Linked DNA regions of Homo sapiens: region 1 is linked to region 2. Evidence: chromatin loops called from intact Hi-C (ENCODE). Cell type or tissue: CD4-positive, alpha-beta T cell. All regions are shown on one strand. Each heading gives the region's core, and the rest is flanking DNA. Links, peaks and the distances in the headings are about the cores only. Region 1 overlaps PSD4 (pleckstrin and Sec7 domain containing 4). Region 2 overlaps IL36G (interleukin 36 gamma).

Region 1 (2,913 bases), core at 118-2,617, 210 kb before region 2:
TGGTCTCTGCCTCTGGGTGGCCTCTGATTCCCTCTATTTTCACATTGCATTCACCTACCCTTCCTGCCCAGTGGGCCCTCACCCTAAGCAGGCACCCAGGATCCCTGAAGCAGGCACCCAGTGTTAGGATCCCAGATGAACTGACGTCACACCAAAGCAGAATTGGGGAGTGTGGGTGGATGGGTGAGGGTTGGGGGAGACTAAGGGATAAAACATTTCAACATGGGCTGTAGAGTCAACAAAGTCATTACTGGCCGGGGCAGTGGATCACACCTGTAATCCCAGCACTTTGGAAGGCTGAGGCAGGCAGACCACTTGAGGCCAGGAGTTCAAGTCCAGCTTTGCCAACATGGTGAACCCCTGTCTCTACTAAAAATACAAAACTTATCCAGGTGTGGTGGCTCACACCTGTAATCCCAGCTACTCGGGAGGCTGAGGCAGGAGAATCGCTTGAACCTGGGAGGCGGAGGTTGCAGGGAGCTGAGATCGAGCCACTGCACTCCAGCCTGGGCGACAGAGCGAGACTTTGTCTCAAAAACAAAAACAAAAACAAAAAAACACGGTCATTTCTTAGTTAAGACCATAAACGGGGCATTTAGAGCAGCATGTAAATTTACCAGATTTGGAAGAGTAGTTTAATTTCTCTGTGCCTCAGTTTCCTCATCTGTAAAATGAGGATAACAGGACCTACCCAGAGCTGTTAATTGAATGAGACAATCCATGCAAGGAAGACAAGCTCCATCCATACTACCTATTAATATTTGGTAGGTATTAGAAGGAACAGTTGAGCTGAAATACAGTTTTCCCTTCAACTTGGGAAAAGCCAAATATACTCTTAGGAGAAAAGAAAACTGTAAAATAACATCTGCTATGGGTGTTTCCAGACAAGCAGCTGCTATGTGCCCCCAGGACGAGAGGCGACAGGCCTAAGTGCGTGGGGACACACACTCTTTGTGCACGCCCGTGCACGCGGGTGTCCATGTGGGAGCCCCCGCCCCTTTGCAGACGGCGCACGCGGGCCCCGCCCGCACGCAAGCGCCTCTCCCCGCCCCGGCGCGGTCAGGGCAGTGACGGCTGCAGGGACCGAGGCGGCCACGAGAGGGCGGAGAGGGCGCTGCGCAGCGGCGGGGAGGTGGGCTCGGCCGCTCACCTCGTACTCCAGGTACTCCTTCCGCAGGCGGTGCTCCTCCAGCTCGCGGCCACGGCCCCGCCGCTCCGGCAGGTTCCTCTGTAGATCCAGCAGGTCGTCCGCGGCAGCGTCCAGGCAGTTCTCGTGGGATCGATGCTGCTCCTCCTGCGAGCAGCGGGCGGTGAGGGGCGCTGTCCCGGGCGTCCCCTCCGCCGCTTTCCGGGCCCGGGCGCGCCGCCCCCCTGGCCGCCTCGGTTCCCAGGCCAAGTGCGCAGCCCGCCTCCAGCCTCCCCGAGTTAGTCCTGGGGCTCCAGGTGCACATTCCCAGTTCCGCCGGACCCCACCCCTTCCCGGAGGCCGTACCAGGGAGCTCTGGGCGGGGCCCACGGGCAGGATGGGCCGCACGAATCTGCGCTGGGAGCCCACAGCGGCGGGGAAGGGCGGCGCGGAGTGCGTGGCCGCAGCCAAGTTGATGCGCGCGATCCAGGAGCTCATCTCCTTGGCAGTGCTGGGGCAAAGGAGGTCGTTGGTCCCCGGGGACACAGAGTCCGTCCTGTCACCCTCCTCCCGCCCCCTCCTGTGGCTGCTTGCACAGCTGGCCAGCTGCTCAGAACTCAGCCTCCCATAGTTACAGCCCTGCCACTAGCCGGGCACCCGACCTCTGACCGTGGCATTTCTTATCAATAAAGAGGAAAATTTGGAGGCCCGGTGCGGTGGCAACGCCTTGGCAGGCGGATCACCTGAGGTCAGGAGTTCGAGACCAGCCTGGTCAACAGGGTGAAACCCCGTCTCTACTAAAAATACACAAATTAGCCAGGCGCGGTGGCGCCCGCCTTTAATCCCAGCTACTCGGGAGGCTCAGGCATGAGAATCGCTTGAACCCGGGAGGCGGCGGTTGCAGTGAGCCGAGGTGAGAGTCACTGCACTCCAGCCAGGACGACAGAGCGAGACTCTGTCTCAAAAATAAACAATAAAAAATAAAGAGGACAATCTGAGAAGGTGACAGATTTCATAACAAATGCCAGATATGGTCAATCATTAGCAACTTCCCGGAATCCTGTGTTCTGAACTGGGAGGCTTTATCCCACTGACAAGGAAAAGGCATACTGTGCTGGCAAAGTTGGCCAAGGATGGGGAGGAAGTAGGCGATGCCTGGGCTTCATCCCTGGTCCCCAGCTCCTCTTCCTGCTGCCGCTTTCTAAGAATTTCTGATCATACGGCCATTCCCACCAGGACCCCCTGGGGCCCACAAGCCTCAGGTGTCAGCAGGGTCAGGGGAGAGAGAACTAGGGCAGGGCAAGGCCTTGCCACAGTCTCCCACCCCAGGGACTTACGGTGCCTGGAAGAGGTAGAGGCGCCAGTCAGCCGTGCGCAGCTGGAAGACGTGCGGCTTCTTGGTGTAATGCGTGGCGGGGGTGGCCAGCGAGTGGTGCACCCCCACGGGCTCATCCACCATCTGCCCCACCAAGCTCTCCCCCTCCAGACAGTGGTCTTCTCCCTGCTACCAGTCACAGGGGCTCAGAGAAGAGGTTATCATCAGCTGCCCACCCTCCAGACTGTTCTGGGCCTCTCTCAGTCTCCCATTCTGACAGGGGTGTTGGCTCCTTTCCTACCTTCAGGAAGTAGAGAACCATCCCTCGCAGTAAGGTGTGGAACATCTTCCAGCCACGCTTGCCCCATGGCGCTGTTCCAGGAACAGAACACAAATGTTGTAGGTGGGGGCACCAGCATCCAGACACACTCAGACACACGCAAGTGTGCATATGCCCCCTGTCCCTCACACC
Region 2 (2,913 bases), core at 246-2,745:
GGTATATATTTCTACAATTATACCCACAGTGAGTGTGTTAGGTCGTTCTTTCATGGTTGTAAAGAAATAGCCAAGACTGGGTAATTTATTAAGAAAAGAGGTTTAATTAGCTCACAGTTCTGTTCTGCAGGCTTTACAGGAAGCTTGGTATTGGTATCTGTTTGGCGTCTAGGGAGGCCTCAGGAAGCTTCCAATCATGGCAGAGGGTGAAGGGGGAGCAGGTACATCACATGGCAAAAGCAGGAGCAACAGAGAGAGTGAGGGTGGAGGTGCCACACACTTTTAAACAACCAGATCTTGTGAGAACCCACTCACTATGGTGAGGACAGCATCAAGCCACAAGTGATCCACCCCCATGACCAAAACACCTCCCACCAGGCTCCACCTTCAACACTGGGGATTACATTTCAACATGAGATTTGGACGAGGACAAACATGCAAACTATATCAGTCAGTTATTTAATTTCGTCAGAATATATCTTCTAAAGGTGGCTGTTGGGAAAGCAAGGCTTTCTCTTCCAAGAAGAAAAAAAAGACATCTTTACTGAAGTTTTTGAAAAAAGTATGTGAATGGTGAGATGGTCTAAAAGGAAAAGACTAGAGGAAGCAGGGAAAAACCAAGGCTATTCGACCATAAAGAAAGGAGCCAAACAGCAGAGCCCTGTTACATACTGAATTTCTCACCCCCACCCCATCACTATCCACCAAGGAAGGCCCTTTTGTCCCCAGCTAAGCCCCAGTCCCAGGTTTACCCACTGCAATGGCTTTATTCAACTACTCTTGCTAATTTCAGTTTACTCTTTCTTTATTTTATATCAGTTTTAGCTTTATTATTATATAAATACACAAAGTTTATTTAACTTTAAGATTACACATTACAATTAGGACAAAAATGATTTAACTTAACACAAGAATTATTTTTGTTTACAAGGTCTTAATGCTAAGAAGGTTCTATTACACACAATGAGGTATATTGGCAACATATAAAGACTGGATGATATCATCCCAAGAGGGAATAAAGCAAAACAGAAACAGAGATCAGCTCTGTGCTAGTCATGCCATCGTGGGTAACGCGCATGAGCTCTGAAGCATCTTCATACCCACCCCTAGAAGAAAGCTCAGTGTTTGGTCTTTGAGTCTTAAAGTCACTCATGCAGATGCCTTGTGGCCTACACAGCACCAGCTTGAGAGGACAGCCTTATACCACCCAGCTCTCCTGCTTCTGAGGCCACATCCTGTTCTTCAGTTGCTATGAAGTAATTGCTTCTTCTTCATTATAAAATGAGATGATAACAGCAGCCTTGCCCCTGTCTCAGCACCAGCGTGAAAATGACACTAAGAAAATGTAGACGAAAACACATTGGGAACCAGAAACTTTAAGACAAAGACCAAGCTGCCACCTCTAGGCTGAGTTCAGTCATTTATATTTAATTCAAAGGCAGTGTTGTATGACTTCCCAAGTTCTGAAGTCAGAATGATGGGCTGGTCTCTCTTGGAGGAGGCAATGAACCAGTCCGGGAAGGCCACAGACTCAAGGGTGGAGGTCCTACCAGTCTTGGCACGGTAGAAAAGGAAGGGTTTCACGGGCTCGGGTTGGCCATACAGATCCATGATCTTCTGCTCCTGAAATGTCAGAACAAGTACCCATTAGGAGAAACAGAAGCTGTTTGAGATATTCAAGGTTATTCATAATAATTCAATAAATGTTCCAAAGTTCCAGAAAACCTTATCCATCTATTAGAGCAGGCCTAGAGAAACACACATTTTGAAGGAGCAGCAGAGTAAACATACATGAAATTTTACCTTCCAAGCCCCCACCCTCAAATCCAGAGATGGTGTAGGAAGTTTACAAGGGAGAGTTTAATGAACAAGCAGCCACACTTGAACAACAAGTTAGAACTCTTCTCACACAAGAGGCTGAGGTGACCCTTAGGAAGAGGAAGAAATTGGAAATTACCTCCCTTACCAATACCACAACAGTGAGAGTCACTACCCTGCAAGAACCACCGGCGTGACAAAGGACAGCCAGGTTAGGGTATGAATTTCTGACTAATTGCCACATATATGAGAAAGATAAATACCAATGAAAAAGACCCAAGAGGGTCTAACAAATCAAAGGATTTGTATCAAAGGAAGAAGGTAAATAGAGCAATCAAAAAATGCCTTCTATATTGTATATGGAACTATATTCTGTATGTCTATATATTTGTATGTACATGCATTGTATATTTAGGTAAAATAAGTATTTCTAAGTAAATTGCAAGTGTTCAAGATCTCAAGAGAGACACAGAAATGATCTGTAATTCAGCCACATTCCACCCTGAGTGAGAAGTTCTTCTCCCACAGGATTCCTTTACTCAATTAATGGCTTCCAGTTAATCTGATTCTTTGGGTGGCCAGAAACCTAGGAGTCATTATTGACATTTCTTTTTTTGATCCCCTAACATCTAACCCAGGAGCAAGGCCTGTGGACTCTATTTCCAAAATACCAAAATATTTCCTGAATCGAGTCACTTCTTGCACTCCACACATGGCATCAACCCCAATCCAGGCCATCACTCTCTCACCTGGACAATTAGGGTGACCTTCTAAATGTTCTCCTTGAACCTACTCTATTCTCTAATAATCATTCTCCATAAGGCAGGTAAGTGAACTTTAAACTGAAGTAAATAAATAAGATTATGATACCCTTTTGCATGATTTTCTATTGTTATTACAGTGAAACTCCTCGGCAAAGCCCACAGGGTCTACGCCACCCAGCTCCTGCCTACCTGCTGCCCTGCCTTCTTACCACTCTCCTGCATGCTCATTCTGCCCCCACCAACCTGTCTTCTTCTTTGCCTTCCAAGACACCAAGCTGTTCCCACCCAAGGTCCTGGCACTTACTCTCCCTGCACCTCACACCAGCCCCAC

What was found. Peaks named below come from ENCODE experiments on the same cell type or tissue, not always from the same donor. Only the 100,000 strongest peaks of a DNase experiment are listed, where the experiment ranks them.
Region 1: it touches region 2 in a loop (2.6-fold over the local background); 3 of 110 quality-filtered maps call a loop at or near these places.

The regions. Positions count from the first base shown.
Region 1 is chr2:113,197,464-113,200,376 of GRCh38, reverse strand. It overlaps PSD4 (pleckstrin and Sec7 domain containing 4), which reads right to left. Exons shown (of 17, transcript NM_012455.3): 13 at 2,743-2,813; 14 at 2,464-2,630; 15 at 1,493-1,637; 16 at 1,151-1,294. Among named protein-coding and RNA genes, the nearest start is that of PSD4, 25 kb to the right of the region's middle. RefSeq lists a silencer at 899-1,188. In CD4-positive, alpha-beta T cell, for the core only: CTCF peaks have their summits at 919 and 1,119 (motif pointing right); a DNase peak (open chromatin) is centred at 1,056.
Region 2 is chr2:112,983,550-112,986,462 of GRCh38, reverse strand. IL36G (interleukin 36 gamma) reads right to left here. Exons shown (of 5, transcript NM_019618.4): 5 at 805-1,623. The coding sequence ends at 1,414. Among named protein-coding and RNA genes, the nearest start is that of IL36G, 7.0 kb to the right of the region's middle. In CD4-positive, alpha-beta T cell, for the core only: CTCF peaks have their summits at 1,180 and 1,397; a DNase peak (open chromatin) is centred at 1,172; H3K27ac peaks cover 574 bases.